Regions from separate parts of the Homo sapiens genome. Here region 2 is linked to region 1. A link is a loop called in an ENCODE intact Hi-C map of the cell type or tissue named here. Cell type or tissue: K562. All regions are shown on one strand. Links, peaks and the distances in the headings refer to the core of each region. The heading gives the core; the rest is flanking DNA. Region 1 has its middle 54 kb from the start of RGMB. Region 2 overlaps LOC107986436 (a long non-coding RNA gene).

The links. Peaks named below come from ENCODE experiments on the same cell type or tissue, not always from the same donor. Only the 100,000 strongest peaks of a DNase experiment are listed, where the experiment ranks them.
Region 2: it touches region 1 in a loop (2.8-fold over the local background); 3 of 110 quality-filtered maps call a loop at or near these places.

What each region holds. Positions count from the first base shown.
Region 1 is chr5:98,822,757-98,831,618 of GRCh38, reverse strand. No RefSeq gene overlaps it. Among named protein-coding and RNA genes, the nearest start is that of RGMB, 54 kb to the right of the region's middle. In K562, for the core only: a CTCF peak has its summit at 4,257 (motif pointing right); a DNase peak (open chromatin) is centred at 4,258.
Region 2 is chr5:99,056,453-99,065,314 of GRCh38, reverse strand. It overlaps LOC107986436 (a long non-coding RNA gene), which reads right to left. Exons shown (of 2, transcript XR_001742822.1): 2 at 5,329-6,726. Among named protein-coding and RNA genes, the nearest start is that of CHD1, 130 kb to the right of the region's middle. In K562, for the core only: a CTCF peak has its summit at 4,779 (motif pointing right); a DNase peak (open chromatin) is centred at 4,784.

The DNA.
Region 1 (8,862 bases), core at 2,149-6,148:
CTAAAAGAGACTCCTTAAGATTATATTCTGTATCCTCTAAATGGACAGAGCTACTTATCTTTCAAACATATAAAGTAGCAATAACGACAATTGGTTGCTATTATTGAGCATCTTACTTATGTGCTTTTTTAATTTTACAAGGCAACTGTAAGGCTAGAATTTTTTTTTTTTTTTTTTTTTTTTGAGATGGAGTCTCGTTCTGTCACCCAGGCTGGAGTGCAGGGGCGCAATCTCGGCTCACTGGAAGCTCTGCCTCCTGGGTTCACGCCATACTCCTGCCTCAGCCTCCCAAGTAGCTGGGACTACAGCTAATTTTTTGTATTATTAGTAGAGATGGGGTTTCACTGTGTTAGCCAGGATGGTCTCAATCTCCTGACCTCGTGATTCACCCACCTCGGCCTCTCAAAGTGCTGGGATTAGAGGCATGAGCCACCATGCCTGGCCAAGGCTAGAATTTTTAAATTACTTATTAGTTTATTTTATTTTTAAAAAACATTTATTTTAAGTTCAGGGGTACATGTGCAGGTTTCTTACATAGGTAAACTTGTGTCATGGGGGTTTGTTGTACAGATTATTTCATCACCCAGGTATTAAGCTTAGTACCCATTAGTTATTTTTCCTGATCCTCTCCCTCCTCCCACCCTCCACCCTCTGCTAGGCCCCAGTTTCTGTTGTTCTCCTCTATATGTCCATGTGTCCTCATCATTTAGCCTCCACTTACAAATTAGAACATGCAGTATTTGGTTTTCTGTTCAGGGATTCAAGTTCTTCCTGATTCAGTCTTGGGAGGGTGTATATGTCCAGGAATTTATCAATTTCTTCCAGATTTTCTAGTTTATGTGCATAGAGGTGTTCATAATATTCTCTGATGGTTATTTGTATTTCTGTGGGGTCCAGTGGTAATATCCCTTTATCATTCTGATTGTGTTTATTTGAATTTTCTCTCATTTCTTCTTTATTAGTCTAGCTAGTGGTATATTTTATTATTTTTTTCAGAAGACCAGCTCCTGGATTTGTTGGTCTGTTGAATGGTTTTTGGTGTCTCTATTTCCTTTAGTTCAGCTCTGATTTTGTTATTTCTTATATTCTGTTAGCATTGGGATTTGTTTGCTCTTGGTTCTCTATTTCTTTTAGTTGGGATGTTAGGTTGTTAAATTGAGATCTTCCTAATTTTTGATGTGGGCACTTAGTGCTATACATTTCCATCTTAACACTGCCTTAGCTGTGTCCCAGGGATTCTGGTACATTGTGTCTTTGTTTTCATTCATTTCAAATCACTTCTTGAGTTCTGCCTTAGTTTCATTATTTACCCAAAAGTCATTTAGGAGCAGGTTATTTAATTTCCATGTAGTTATATGGTTTTGAGTGAATTTCTTAGTCTTGACGTCTAATTTGATTGTGCTGTGGTCTGAGAGAGTGGTTGTTGTAATATCAATTCTTTTGCATTTGCTGAGCAAAGTTTTGTATTTGATTATATAATCAGTTTTAGAGTATGTTCCATGTGGTGGTGAGACGAATGTATATTTTGTTGCTTTTGGGTGGAGAGCTCTGTAGGTATCTATCAGGTCCATTTGATCCAGTGCTGAGTTCAGGTCCTGAATATCTTTGCTAATTTTCTGCCTCAATGATCTGACTAACATTGTCAGTAGGATGTTAAAGTCTCCCACTGTTATCGTTTGAGAGTCTAAATCTCTTTGGAGATCTCTAAAAACTTGCTTTATGAATCTGGGTGTTCCTATGTTGGGTGTATATATATTTAGGATAGACAGGTCTTCTTGTTGAATTCATCACTTACCATTATGTAATGCCCTTCTTTGTCTTTTTTGATCTTTGTTGGTTTAAAGTCTGTTTTGTCAGCAATTAGGATTGCAACTCCTACTTGCTTCTGTTTTTCATTTTTTTGGTAGATTTTTCTCCATTGCTTTATTTTGAGCCTATAGGTGTCATTGCATGCGAGATGAGTCCTTGAAGACAGCATACCAATGGTTTTTGTTTTTTTTTTTAATCCAGATTGCACTCTGTGCCTTTTCATTGGGGCATTTAGCTCATTTACATTCAGGTTTAGTATTGATATGTGTGGATTTGATCCCATCATCATGATGTTAGCTGGTTATTTTGTAGACTTGTTTATGTGGTTGTTTTATAGTGTCAGTGGCCTATAACACACTATGTGTGTTTTTGTAGTAGCTGATAATGATCTTTTCTTTCCATATTTAGTGTTTCCTTCAGGAGCTCTTGTAAGGCAGGTCTGGTGGTAACAAATTCCCTCAGCATTTGCTTGTCTGAAAGCAATCTTATTTCTCCTCTGCTTATGAAACTTACTTTGGCTGAATATGAAATTTTGGGTTGAAATTTCTTTTCTTTAAGAATGCTGAATATTGGCTTCCAATCTCTTCTGGCTTATAGAGTTTCTACTGAGAGGTCCTCTGTTAGTATGATGGGGTTCCCTTTGTAGGTGACCTAACCTTTCTTCCTAGCTGCCTTTAACATTTTTTCTTTCATTTCAACCTTGGAAAATCTGATGGTTATGTATCTTGGGGACGACCTTCTTGTGAATTATCTTACTGGAGTTTTCTGCATTTCCTGAATTTGAATGTTGGCCTTTCTGGCTGGGCTGGGAAAGTTTTCATGGATAGTGTCCTGATGTATGTTTTTCAAATTGGTTCCATTCTCCCCATCTCTTTCAGGTATACCTGTCATTCATAGATTTGTTCTCTTAACACAGTCCCATATTTCTCAAAGGTTTTGTTATTTTCTTTTCATTCTTTTTTCTCTATTCTTGTCTGCCTGTCTTATTTCAGAAAGATAGTCTTCAAGCTCTGAGATTCTTCCTTGGTCTATTCTACTATTAATACTTGTGATTGCATTATAAAATTCTTGTAGTGTGTTTTTTAACTCTATCAGGTTAGTAATATTCTTTTATATACTGGCTATTTTGTTTGTCAGCTCCTGTATTGTTTTACTGTGATTCTTAGCTTTCTTGGATTGGGTTTCAATGTACTCCTGCAGCTCAATGATCTTTGTTTTTATCCATATTCTGAATTCTATTTCTGTCATTTTAGCCATCTCAGCCTGGTTCAGAACTCCTCCTGGAGAGGTGGTATGATCATTTACAGGAAAGAAGGCACTCTGGCCTTTTGAGTTGTCAGAATTCCTGCGATGGTTCTTTCTCATCTTTGTGGTTGAATATTCCTTCAATCTTTTAAGTTGCTAACCTTTGGATTTTTTTTTCCTTTTATCCTATTCGATGATCTTGAGGGTTTGATTGTGATATAAGGTGGATTCAGCTGATTGGCTTCATTTCTGGAAGATTTTAGGAGAGTAATGCTCAGCTCTCAACTCCTAGACTGCATGCTTTAACTGAGGGGGACTTGTATTGAGGCTCAATGTTGTTCTCTGGCTCCTCAAGGTTAGAAATCCACTGTGCTGGGGGAGGGGGCCCACGGTGCTCCCAGACTGCTGGTCACTGCACTCTGATGGGTGGTCTCAGCCTAAGCATTTCATAGTGCAGTGGCAGCATGATTCATTCTCATTTGCATGTGCCAGAAGCAGCGCTGTGGGGTGTATGCTCCATCAGCTGTAGCAGGGTGCTAGTGGGTGCTGGGATGCCTGCGTCCATGAGGGCACACCACAGTGGCAGAGGCAACACACATGCTAGAATTTTAACCATTTTATTGTTGTGGAAATTGGCCTAAAGAAGTTAATTCTTCCAAGATCACAGCTAGTGATAGGCGGGGATAAAATTCAGATATATAGTCTTTCTCAAATTTCATCATCCCCTACTCATACCACTGAGCCATGCTTTCTCCGTAACGTGCATTCTTGTTACTGACAGTGTCAGACCATGGAGACCCTGGGGACAGTGATGGGTAAGGAGAAAAGATGTTATGGGGACACTTATACAAAGGCAAACCTCTACAGTTACACAGAGAACACAATGAACCTGTAGGTGCATTCAGTTAATTGAATGTCTTCATCGTGTCTCTGAATATGATGCAGACATTGTATTGTTTGGATCTCTCTGGAAAGCAAAAATCTTGCTTGGTTCACACCAAATCACAATTATTAAAAGCAGATAAGTTGTTTTTCTATGGTCCATTTTGTTCTCAAATCCTAGTTTTCAAAATCCTTTTACTATATCCAGATTTTGCAAAACTTGCTATTTGTTTAATGCAACAAAAGGAAATGAAATTCCTGTGTTTCCAAAATGCCACAGGTCCAAATTTGTATCTCATGTGTTTTTGACCATCTTAACCACCAGAGGGGAGTATGAGTCCACCTATTAAACTGAGCCGCAGATGGGTTTACTTTTAACAGGTGTTTGGTATGAAATGCTTGGTCTCAGACTTCCTAAAATAATTTCAAAAATTATGAATCCAATTTAACAGTTTAAGTTGATATCTAAAATTTTTCCAGATAAGACATAATTTTTGTATGTTATAATAAAGGATATAATTTCTAGTGCATTTTAAATATTGGAATTTGTGATGGTTAATATTGAGTGTTAACTTGATTGGCTTGAAGGATGCAAAGTGTTGTTCCTGGCTGTGTCTGTAAGGGTGGTGCCAGAGGAGATTAATATTTGAGTCAGTGGACTAGGAGAGGCAGACCTACCCTCAATCTGGGTGGGCACAATCTAATCAGCTGTCGGAGCAGCCAGAATAAAGCAGGCAGAAGTATATGGAAAGACTAGACTGGCTTAGCCTCCCAGCCTATATCTTTCTCCTGTGGTGCTGGATGCTTCCTTCTCTCGAACATTGGACTCCAAGTTCTTCAGCTTCGGGAGTTGGACTGATTTCCTTGCTCTTCAGCTTGCAGATGGCCTATTGTGGTACCTTGTGATCATATGAGTCAATACTCCTTAATAAACTTCCTTTTATATATACATCTATCCTATTAGTTCTGTCCCTCTAGAGAACCCTGACTAATATGGCATTTTAAAATAAAATAGTACATTTTTCATATATCTGAAGGAATCTAAATAACATAGCAGTTTGATACTCATCACTATCCATTAAAAAATTATATGGTGAGGTGTTGGGGAGGGACTTGTGCTTCCTGTGGGTGGTGCCCCTCTCCCAGCCCTGCCTAGACTCATCCTTGTATTCAATTAAATAAGTTGTTTTTTTAATTGATAGATAAGTTCTCTCTCTCTCTCTCTCTCTATATATATATGAATATTTATATATATATGAATATTTATATATAAACTATTTAAAATGTACTTTTAAAACATACTTTTACTATTAAAAGTAACTATTTAAAACTATTAACTATTTAAAACATACTTTTCTGTTTTTATTGAATTAATCATACACATAATATAAGGACAGAAATACCTCCACAAAACTTTTGTAAAAAAGAGCAGTCCCTTGCCTCCCCCAGCTCACCCCCAGCATTGTCTACTTCCCTTCTTAACTCTCTTGATTGATTCTTGTGGTTGTAACTGACTTAAATCTATATAAAAGGTATGTATTTCTACTTCTCACTATTACTGTTTTAGGCATTAACTATTAACTTTCTATTACGAAAGGATTTAGTTGAATTTTATCTCCAGCTTCCCCTCCCACGGCATCCCCCTGCCACATCTTTCCTGTATAGATATAACTTTAATAAGGACAATGTTCTGGCAGGCATGGTGGCTCATGCCTAATCCCAGGACTTTAGGATGCTGAGGCAGGAGGATCACTTGAACCCAGGAGTTGGAAACCAGCCTGGGCAACATGATGAGACCCCATCTCTACAAAAAATACAAAATGTAACTGGATGTGATTGCACGCACCTGTAGTCCCAGCTGCTAGGAAGACTGAGGTGGAAGGATAACTTGACCCTAGGAGGCGGAGGTTTCAGTAAGCTGAGATCATGCAACTACAGTCTAGCTTTGGAGACAGAGTGAGACTGTCTCAAAAAAAAAAAAGAGAGCAATGTTCAGTGTTTACATTATCATGACCATGTAAACAGTTTGTTGATGAACCAGGCAGTATTTTGTGGTTACTTTTTTTTTGCTAGCACAATATTTATCTTCCTTGGAATTTTTAAGTGTCTTGTTTGTCAATATACTTGTTTTTTTTAATGTACTTAATTTAGTCCCAAACTCTCCCTTAATTGTGTAAATCTTCAATTATGATGTTCAAACACATTAGATACTCTATCAATTTCATCTCTTTAAGAAGTTTCTTCCAAAACTTTCTAACCTTTCCCCTTCAGGACTGGTGGGCTTCTACCCTGGCGTGTAACCATAGCCTTGGGATTTTTCTTCATTCTGTAAATGGGGGTTCTCTTAGTCTCCCTCCTGTGTTGGATTCCCTGGTTCCTGGATCTCCTATTTTCCTCTTTGGTTTTTCTCTTATTTTATGGAGTGTATTCTCCAGTAGCATTCTAAGAAAGGATAAATAGGAATTAAGTTTTTGAGAATCTATTTCTAAAAATGTCTTTTTTTTCTAGTCTCCCACTTAATTGATAATTGGGAAGACTTTAAAATTCTAGGTTGGAAATAATTTTTCTTTTTTTCTAGTCAATGTGCAGTTTTCATGAAGGTAGTAGTGAGGTTCCATATCCAGGCAGTTTTTATCTTGATGATTATTTCAATTGAACTAGAACATTACATTTGTGCATTACTGAGAATGGGAGCAAGTATTTGATAACAATCAGTTTTCCATGTTTGTATTGAAAATGAACCTGAAGTTAAAGAGCGATTGCTCACTGAAAATGGCTTTAGTTACTTTCTTGGACACGGTGTGGATGAGTTATCACATTAAAATAACAACAGCCACCAAAGCAACCTATACAGTTGGATTGGGCACAGTGGCTCATGCCTATAATCCCAGCACTTTGGGAGGCCAAGACAAGAGGATTGCCTTAGCCCAAGAATTCGAGAACAGCCTGGGCAACATGGCAAGACAGAAATACTCTTTACAAAAATCTCTCTAAACAAAATTTTAAAATTAGGTGGGCCCGGTGGTGCATGTCTGTAGTCCCAGCTACTCGGGACACTGAGGCAGGAGGATTGCTTGAGTCCAGGAGTTCGAGGCTGCAGAAGGTATGATTGTGCTACTGCATTCCAGCCTGGGTGACAGAGCGAGACCCCAACTAAAAACAAAAAGGAACCTATAAGGTTGATTGCTTTGACACGTGAGGTTAAACTTGTAGGTTTCATGTAGTTCTGGAAAATTTCTTCATGTTCTGATTACGCATTTGTGGGGTTGGGTACTTAAAGTTTGTACAATAATATATCATTGATTTAATTCTCTGAAAAATGAAAAAATATTAGGTGCTTAAAAAGAGTAACACTCAGCAATGGAATAATTTGAGCCACAATTTTGTCTTCTGATGAAAATTTATATCTTATTTTCAACATATAAACTTGTGAGATTTTGGTCTTGAAGTGTTAGATTCTGGCTATTCACTAGAGTAACACAACATGAAACTAAAAATATAATCTTTCCTGGCATTTTCAGCATCATGATGAAGTGTTTTAATTTCATCTCTCCTTTCCAAAAGTCATGTGAGCAACTTTCCTTTCAAAATCTCGGTAACTGTAGTATGAAAAAGCATAGTTATTTACTTACTCATTATTTCTTCATATAACATGAAGAAAGGAGTTATAGTAATTACCACAACTTAATTATCTTAATAATTTTTACAATTTCACCTAGTCCTGAATCATTCATGGTCAGGCGTCATATTTTCTTCACAACTGTTTTCTGTGAATAAAGTAGTGCATACATTGGCATTAATGTATAACCTATTTTATTTGCAATTTACCTCTTTTCTTTCCTTCATATTCAATTGGAGCATATGAGTCACCCATTTGTATCCTATGTCAGGGGCTGGTAAACGTTTTTGGCAAAAAACCAGAGAGTTAATATTTTAGGCTTTGTAGGTCCTATGGCCTCAGTTGAAACTACTTGGCCATTGTAGCATGAAAGCAGCCATAGACAAGACATAAACAAACAAAGGTGCCTGTGTTTAAAAAATAGCATTGTATTTATGGATACTGAAGTATTAATTTCACAAAATTTTCATATATCAGGGAATATTGCTTTTTATTTTATTTTAAAAACGCTTTAAAAATATAAGTCTATTCTTAGCTGGAGGGCTAATAGGTGGTGGGCCAGATTTGATCTGTGGGCCATAGTTTGTCAACTCCTGGCCTATATTATGGCTCAAAAAGAAAACCAATTAACCAAGTCTGTTCTCATGTAGTCTAGGTTTTCAGTGATAAACGAAACAAATAAAAATCATCAAATGCTCACTTTATATGTATTACATATATGCCCAAATCTAAATCATACATTTACCATTGGTAGTAATTTAACAGTAAAGTGAATTATCTGCTAACACAAAGAAGAAAATTATTGCTCTAACACTTTTATACCATTTATATTATATCTAACAGTGTCATTTGAAAAATGAATTTTACCAGTAGCTTAATTTTTTTTATTTGTTCATTGGCAGGCAGATATGATTTTTTTTTGTTATGGTAGCCTGAACAGACTAAGACATTGATATATTTTAATATTTCTATGTTTCTAATTATATTTTTACAGTTCATGTAAGGCATTCAGAAAGAAAAGCCGGCATAAACATGAGAAGGAAACCACTCTTGTCAGAAAAATCCTCGGTGGGAGCAAAACTGGATTTTTGAAACTTGGGAAGATAAAATACCTATAAGTTTTAAAAAACAAGGCCCTCAGTGACACAGGTGACCTTGTACAGAACTCAGTGCAAGATTTCTAAGATGCAAAACGAGGCTAGAAAGAAGGCAAGTGACATCAGGGAGAAACTAACATTTCAGGTTATGGAGTTTAGTGAATAATATATATTTTTTCTTTTTTTAATTATTTCAATAGTTTTTGGGGA
Region 2 (8,862 bases), core at 3,109-7,108, 230 kb before region 1:
AGAATTCACCAGATGATAAAATGAATGTCAATAAATGAATATTAAAGAAAATTAAAGAACTTATTTATTTATCTTCTGGTGGTTATTAGCTGTCACTAAATTTTATGCACGCATTCTCCTCTCTTGAAAGGAATATCCTTCACTGTAAATTAATACATCAATATTCTGATTATCCAACATATTGCCCAAAAAATAAGTTTCTGGTAGCCATACTGGCTCAAAGCGCACTAACAAATTGAGTTTCTATATCTGACATTTTAGGTTTTTTGTTTGTTTGTTTTTGAGATGGAGTTTTGCTCTTGTTGCCCAGGCTGGAGTGCAATGGCACGATCTTGGCTCACCGCAACCTCCACCTCCCGGGTTCAAGCAATTCTCCTGCCTCAACCTCCCAAGTGCCACCATGCCCAGCTAATTTTGTATTTTTAGTAGAGATGGGGTTATTCCATGTTGGTCAGGCTGGTCTCAAACTCCCAACCTCAGGTGATCCGCCACCCTCAGCCTCCCAAACTGCTGGGATTACAGGCGCGAGCCACTGCGCCCGGCCAACATTTTAGTATTAACCCTGAGCTTTGACATCTCCACCAAAGCATCGCCATCACACAAGACCATGCAGAAACAGTCAGCCTTCCAACTTACCCTCATCACTCATTCTAGAAATGCAATGTGGATTTTGTGTTTATCCAATTGTAAGTTATTCAAATACATAGACTATGACTTCCACTTCTTGTGTATCCTCCACACCACCTATCCCATTACTGACATGTCAGAGACACTTAATAGATGTTTATGGTATTGTTATTTCTGCCATGGTATCCTCCAATGTTAGAAGATCTACCAGTCTTCACCCAACTACCACCACCCACAAACCCATACATGTCTTCCCAGCACCAATGCTAGCTGCTGATCTCTTGGTCAAAACCAAGGAGTAATTGGAGACTGATGTTTTGTTTTGTCCCCAAACCTCAACCCCCACAACCCTGCACTGGTCCCCACAGTGTATACATTTGCTCTCCTAACTCTGAACTACTGAAAAAGAAGCAACAGAAAATGACACCCTCACTCACCTCTTTTCTGGCAGCTAAATTTCTAGAAATTCAAAGTGTTCTGGCCTGAAAGCCAGAACATCTGCATCAACAGCATTAGTAGTGCTAACTACTTTTATCAGAGGCTTCATTTATATCGGGCATTGTACTAAGCACTTTACAAAGATCATCTTGTTTATTCTTCTTAATACACCTATGAAGTATGTTCTGTAACTTGAGGACTATTTTCCATAAATCCTACATTGGATCTGTTACGGAAAAGAAAACTAGGATTCCTAATGAGGCCTTGCAGTGGGGATGAGAAAGAAACAGCAGTCATGATGACTAAGCCCCGGGCAGTCAAGAGAATGTCCCCAGGAGAGATAGATGATGACACCCAGGATCAAATACTCTTTGCCTCCTTACCTTACGGCTATTCAAGGAAAAGGAAAGATTTTGTGTATATGAGCTAAATGAACCTGAATTAACTGAGACTGTTTTCCTTAATAGATAAATTAGACATTCATAACAGAAACTAACTCCAGTTACGGAAAAATAAACCTGTATTTCTTGCACAACTCTATTTGTGGACTCACATAATAATATCACCCCTCTGCTTCTGGAAAAAATAAAAAATAAAAAATCCTGAGATTCTGACATTAACATGTCTGTCCATGATCATACAGCTATTTATTGATGGTATCCAGATTTAAAGTCATAAGGTCTGAATCCAGTCTTCCAGAAGGTTTGCCGTTTCTGTGTATCTTCGGGTCATCAAGAAAAGGTGAAAATGTATTTAGCTCATAGCACTGTTTGATAAAAATCTAATTCAAAATACATATATAATTTTAAGTTTTCTGGCAGCCACAAGGTAAAAAGTCAAAAGAAACAGGCAAAAATAGCTCATAACATATTCCTTTTTAAAAATAGGTATATAAAATATTACCAATTTAACATGTAATCAATATTTTTAAACTTTTAATAAACTATTTCACATTCTTTTTTAATTTAAAGTCTTCAAAATCTGATGTGCATTTTATACTGACACTACATTTCAATTCAGCTTAGCCACATTTCAAGGGCTCAATAGCCGCGTGTGGCCAGTGGCTACTGTATTGGTCAGTGCTGGCTTAAGTAAAAGAATAAAGTGATGATTCAAACTCATCAGAAGGGACACTTTATGGTCGCCACTCATGTCGTCCCCAGATACTCATTCCATAGTGTGCAGCAGGAAGCACAGCCCTCCTGTCTGTCTTTCTCAGAACTTTACCTTTCTTTGAAAGAAAGCTCAGATTTTTCAGGAGTGGAACTTAACATTTTCTTCTAGTATGACAATTTTCATTTCAAAAATGTCTCTCACTTTAGTTAACAGCTTTACCGAGGAATAACTGACATACAAAAACTTACTTTTATGTGGAGAGAAAAGTTTTATTTTGCCTTAGTAACTGTCCTTGGTTTTATTGATGATCTCAGTTAAGCCTTGCCACCTATAAGGTAGGTACCACTAGTGTTATTTATCCAATGTCATAACATCAGGAAATTGAGGCTCAGACTATTGAGAGAACTCGTCCTAGGCAATTCACCAAGAAAGTTGGGGCATCTGAGTTCAAAACTAAATAGGCTGCCTCCACTTAGCAATCAGGAGAATCTATTTTTATATTATTGGGCCATAAAATGTGAGAAGCAGAGATGGGGAGGTGGGAGCATTTTAATATAATTACCTTGCAAAATAGAAGAAACAAAAATGTCTTTATGCAAATTTCTAGCTAATCAGTCAAATTAGCATACCTTGTTATGCTTTCTATTGTTTTATATAATAATTTGGCAATTTGGCAATTGCATAAAAGGATATGTACCAATGATTCTAATAATAGATAATGCCTTTAGGTAATGCCTACTTACTTATATACACATTTGTTTGACCATTAGGTCTCTTATAACTTTCGTATTTGTAAACAATGAGCTTAATAACAATTTGACATGTTTGCTGAACACATCACAAAGTGAGAGTACTTTATAAAACAGAATAGTGTGAGATTTTTAGTATTATGCTGTCATGATACATTCAAGCACTTTTGAAACTATACTGAAAGTTTTCATGGATGTGCTCCTCCCCTAAAGAGCAATTTCTGGAATATTTTAGAAATATGAGGGCTGCCAATATTTTTCCTCTAAAGATGTTCCTTCCCTCCTTGTAACCTGGTCACCACTGTCCACTATCACCTTTGTCACCATTAACTAATATGGAGAGAATCCTACACAAGCCTAAGTTGCATTCTTCCTAGATGCAGACATGCCTGAGCATTTCTGAAGAATGGATGAATCAGAGCCACAAGGAATCAGTTTGAGAAAATTAAAAACAGCCTCAGAGCAAAGAAAAAGAAGTGAAACTTACTGTTTCATCTAATAAAAATGCCCTGGGTAAAGACTGCAAGGAGTGATATAAAGCGAGTGTGTCTCATCTTGTTCTGTGACTTCCCCTCTTCCTCATAGGCTCTCTCTTCCTTCTATCTCTCTGGGAACCCGAGGGGAAGAGCCTTTGACAGAAATATAAGACAGCTGCCTAGCTCAAAGGTCAGAGAGCTACTGGGCACACAAATCAGCATTGCTTTTGAACTTTGAAAAACTATAGAACAAGAGTGGGATTTTTTCCCATTTGGCCAATACAGATCTAAGAAGTCAAAAAACTTGGTGAACCTTGGCATACCTAGAGCACCAGCACATCAGCAGTGACCAAGACCTCTCCACACAGAGCATTGCCCCAGTGACCTCAGCTGGCCTCAACAAGGCAGGAGCAGCCACCTCATGGCAACAGATTCAGGAGACACCTACATATACACAAACAAGCAACACGTGGCAGCCTGCATCTCCTAGGGTCCAGCTAAAGAAAGGAAAGTGTTTGTGTGGTGGCCGAGAAAACTATTTGAACACCTATGGGAATTTACAGGAACTCCCAGAAATAGTTGAGATAGGGACACCTGGAAGTGGCTGGAGCTCCCACAAAGGCAGGTATACAGTCAAAGAAATAATTTACATGACCACTGCTATGAGCCTAATTTTTTTTCCTAGCTTTGTGTGGTCTGGGCATGGGTTATACCCTGACTCATTAAGCCCTATTATCACATTAGCACTGTGCTAATCCCTCTACTGTTACTCAGACTCCAGCTCATCGTAAATGCTCAATGATGCTCAATTAATCTTTCCCGACCACAAGAAGGAAAATTAACGTGTCAGTGGAGGACAGGATGAGGAGGATGGGCCAAAGGAGAACACTGTTGTAGGAGATGCTAGGAAAGGAATGGCAGTCGGATGAGTTATGGAATTGTGCTGGAGGACCCATCCTGCAGTGGCAGACTGCCAGGACTCCAGTGACCACGGTGGGTCTTGACCCTGGAGCTGGGAAAATAAATGCTGAATGGAAGCCTCCCCTTTAGTCAAGTCCTAAATTGAGAAGGAAGGAAGCAGAGATGATTGATATTCTTGCAATTAATTATTATCAATATAAGTTAGAACCAACAATCCATCTAACAAAAAATGTAGTAGGAATTTCATTGCTTTATCGGGAGGTTTTTTTTTTTGTCTTATGTTTGCTTTAATAGAAATTTCTCTCAGTTCAATTCTGTAACTGAGCAAAAATTGTCACACTATTTCAGAAATTCAAATTATTTTGCATAAACAAATAGGAAAATTATTCGTTTTTTCAAACTTCCCTAAACAAGGGAGCTGCCAAAAACACTAGGAGCATTTGTCCACAAGAGGGCGCCAGAAGCCGACGGTTTCTGAGTTTGATGACAAAGTCAAAGGAGGAAAAACACCAAATAAAAAGCGATAGGTAGATGTATCTGGTTCACATGCTTGCCTTATGCTAATGCTTACATCGTATTGAACTCCCTTTAGAGATTCAGGATGTTAAATATGTAAATAGCAACCTCTGAGCAAGGGAGATAGTGGTATCTTTCTATTGAAATTGCCTTGCGACAGTGGGGTTTTTTAAAATGAATTAATTTTAATAGGTTTTCCTCCACTTAAAGGGGAACTGGAAATGCCATTTCAATTATTAGAATCATTGATACATGTCTATTTATGCAATTGCCAAATTGTTACATAAAACAATAGAAAGCATAACAAGATATCTACCGAAGTATATCATTGTTAATTTGCTAAGCAATGCCAATTGTAAGGATTTGGATTTGAAATGAAGCTGCAATGTAGAATACAAACAGAAGATTTTAGAATATTCTATTATAAAAAGAGACAGAAATAACATTGTTTTTAAAAGGGGAAGGACACAATATGTGATAGCAAATTACAGTAGAAATAGATTTATTTTTTTTTTTTTTCAAAAAAGAAAAGGTCAATGGTATTGAGGAACTAAGAGTTCAACTATTTTCAGCAGGAACATGTGAAACTGATGACTGTGACAGGTGCACACCATGTGATTTTATTCATAGTATTCAGTCTCTCACAACTGTATTTACTTTTATATGCAAATAATAACTGTTAATGAGTTATATCATTTCATTGTATATTTCTTAATTTCTTAAATTTCAGCATTTAAAATTGTAACCCAAACACCACACCCTTTATTTTATTTATTTATTTAACTACCTATTTGCTTACTTCTAGAGACAGAGTCTGACTCCGTCACCCAGGCTGGTCTTGATCTCCTGGCCTCACTATGTTGCCCAGGCTGATCTTGAACTCGTGGCCTCAAGTGATCCTCCCACCTCAGCCTTCCAAAGCACTGGGATTACCAGCATAAGCCACCTCACCCAGCCTACACCTTTTATTATGGAAGGGTAGGGTAGTATACTTGATAATCCTAGAGTCTTGTGGGCCAGTCAAGCAGACACACAGAATTTAAAAGAATAAACAAATAGCTTAGATTGGAGCAACATGTTCAACCTCTATATAATCCACAGAACAGTGGAATCTTGGAGTGGATTCTCTATTTAATTCATCTCTTAGTGTATTAGTTTTCTATTGCCACATAATTAGTTATCTCAATACACGTGGCTTAAACCAACACAGATTTATTATCTCAGTTTCTTAGGGTGAGGAATTCAGGAGAATCTTAGCTGGTGTTGGCTCAGGGTTTCTCATAAGGTTGCAGTCAAGATACCAGCCCAGGCTGTAGTCATCTGAAGGCTTGACTGAGAGGAAAGGATATACCTCCAAGATTGCTCACTTGGAGGGGGTTCTCAGTTCCTTACCTATGGACCTCTCCACAGAGCTGCTTGAGAGTCCTCACAACATGGCAGCTGTCTTCTTCATGATTAAGTGGTCCAAGGACCACATGTCTTTCATGATCTAGCCTCAGAAGACAAACTCCATCATTTCCACAATATCCTATTAGTTACACAGGTCAGCCCTTTTCAGTGTTGGAGGAGACTATATAAGAACATGAATACCAGGAGGCTAGAATTCTTGAGGGCCATCTTGATGTCTGGTGCCACACCTAGCTCCTCCAGTGTTCAAGATATTTATGGCATCCCCATATGGCCAACATAAATGTAGGCAGAAAAATATCTTTGCCAAAGGCCTTTTCTATCTCCTTCCTCCCACAACCTCTACAACCCTCTTCATATCCCTTTTCTCCTTGCCCTCATCTCCTTCAACCAAACCCCATGAGTCAGTCATCTGGTCCTTCCTTGTTCAGCTCCTTCACATTCCATTGCCAAGTTGTTGCAGAGATTTTCAGTTGCTGAAGGCAGAAGAGAGAAGAGAAAAAAATCTTCATTTAGGTCAGTCTTTTACCTTTTCGGTATAGGGCCATTAGCTTCTTCATACTATCAAAATCAACACATATTAGTATATCGTTTGCACTTTATTGTACTGAAGAATATCTGTCTCCTTTTTGAGTCAAATTCGCCACAGCTCTGTTTACTTGCTCTCAACAGGAGTCAGTCTTCACATGAGACATGTGGTGGGGAGATGAGGGGAGGGGAATCAGAAATCCATATTGCCACACAACAATTACAATCCACAAATTACTTGTAAATTATTCCTTTGGTATACCTCTTGTCTAATAAAATATAACCTTGCAAATGTAAACAGTGACTACTTAGAAGAAGGTTAGAGATTCATTGAAGAGGGGGAGTCTTTGAAATGAATCAAGGAAGAGAATACCATGGTGTCTCCCTTCACCTACACGAGAGGACAGGGGTGTGTTTCCCTAAAAGCAAGCCAAGGAAAGGGGACCCTAAGAGGACCACTCAGAGATGAAAGTTTTCTCCAAGAGATAGTTCACTCCTTAGGTGGAAGTTTGCTGAGTGGCAAAACTATGTAGGCAAATTGATGAGAGTATTTGGGGAAGCTCTGACATGTCTCAGTTATTTCTCCACGCATGAAGAGACAGACTGGGACTCTAAAGGAATCTGTAAGCAAGAGACCGCTGGAACAGCCCATAATGGTAGGGCAAGGACAGAGACTGACAGGCAAAATGGCCTACACCTCCAGCGTTTAGCTGGCCCTAGATGCACGAATTTTCCCATTTTCCATCATTCTGCCTGCTCTGGGAAGAAAACTGCATGAGTCTAGCAGAGTAAGAACTGAGGTAGGGAGATTGGAAAGCATCAGCCAGTAAGAGCATTACAAACACCAGGAAACTACAGTGCAAAGATCCCTGTGGGTGGAGAGGAAGGCAGAGAACACACAAAATCATCCCACAAGAGAACTAGTGATGGACACCTGCCAAGGTAAAGAGTAATCGGCATTGGTAAAACAGCCCCAGGCTAGACACAGTGGCTCATGCCTGTAATCCCAGCACTTTGGGAGGCCGAGGCAGGTGGGTCACTTGAGGTCAGGAGTTCGAGACCAGCCTGGCCAACATGGTGAAGCCCCATCTCTACTAAAAATACAAAAAATTAGCCAGGCATGGTGGCACATGCCCATAATACCAGCTACTCGGGAGGTTGAGGCAGAAGAATCGCTTGAATCCAAGAGGCAGAGGTTGCAGTGAGCCGAGATTGTGCCACTGCACTCCAGCCTAGGCGACAGTGCAAGAGTTCGTCTCAAAAAAAAAAAAAAAAAAAGGAAGGAAGGGAGGCAGGGAGGGAGGGAGAGAGAGAGATGAGAGAGAGAGAGAGAAAGAAAGAAAAAGAAAGAAAGAAAGAAAGAAAGAAAGAAAGAAAGAAAGAAAGAAAGAAAAGAAAGCCCCAGAAAAAAAAAAGAATAATACCCAGTAATAACTACTCCCATAAAAATATCCAGTAACACCTAACAATTACTGAGTAAGTGCTTTACATAAATCAATTATATGATCGTCAGAACCGTAAGTCATTATTTTGAAAGTCATTATTGGTATTGTGAGGAAGGGACACTGTGGAGACACATAACCAAGGTGACCAAGCTAGTGGGTGGTAGGGCCTCCAACCCCACGTCTCTCACTCCAGAGTTCATGATCTTAACCCCGTTTAACTGCCTCCTTTTTAACCCCTTTACCTCTCTTCACACCCCTGCCCCCGACCTGGACGCTGGAAGAGCCAGGAACAGCATAGTGAGCTGGAACTAAGGAGATAGAAAGAAGAGTTAACACCTCCGCCGTCTCCACCTACATCACTAATTCCTAAAACAGGGTCCAGCTGGAGGCTGAGGCAGGAGAACGGTGTGAACCCGGGAGGTGGAGGTTGCAGTGAGTGAGATCACACCACTGCACTCCAGCCTGGGCGATAGAGCGAGACTCCATCTCAACAACAACAACAAAAAAAAAACAACAGAGTCCATGCCGAGCCTAAAGTGAAAAAACTTTAAAGTGAAGGCAAGATTAGAATGCTGGCTTAGAATGGACTTTTAAACACTTGTTGGCTGGGCGCAGTGGCTTACGCCTGTAATCCCACCA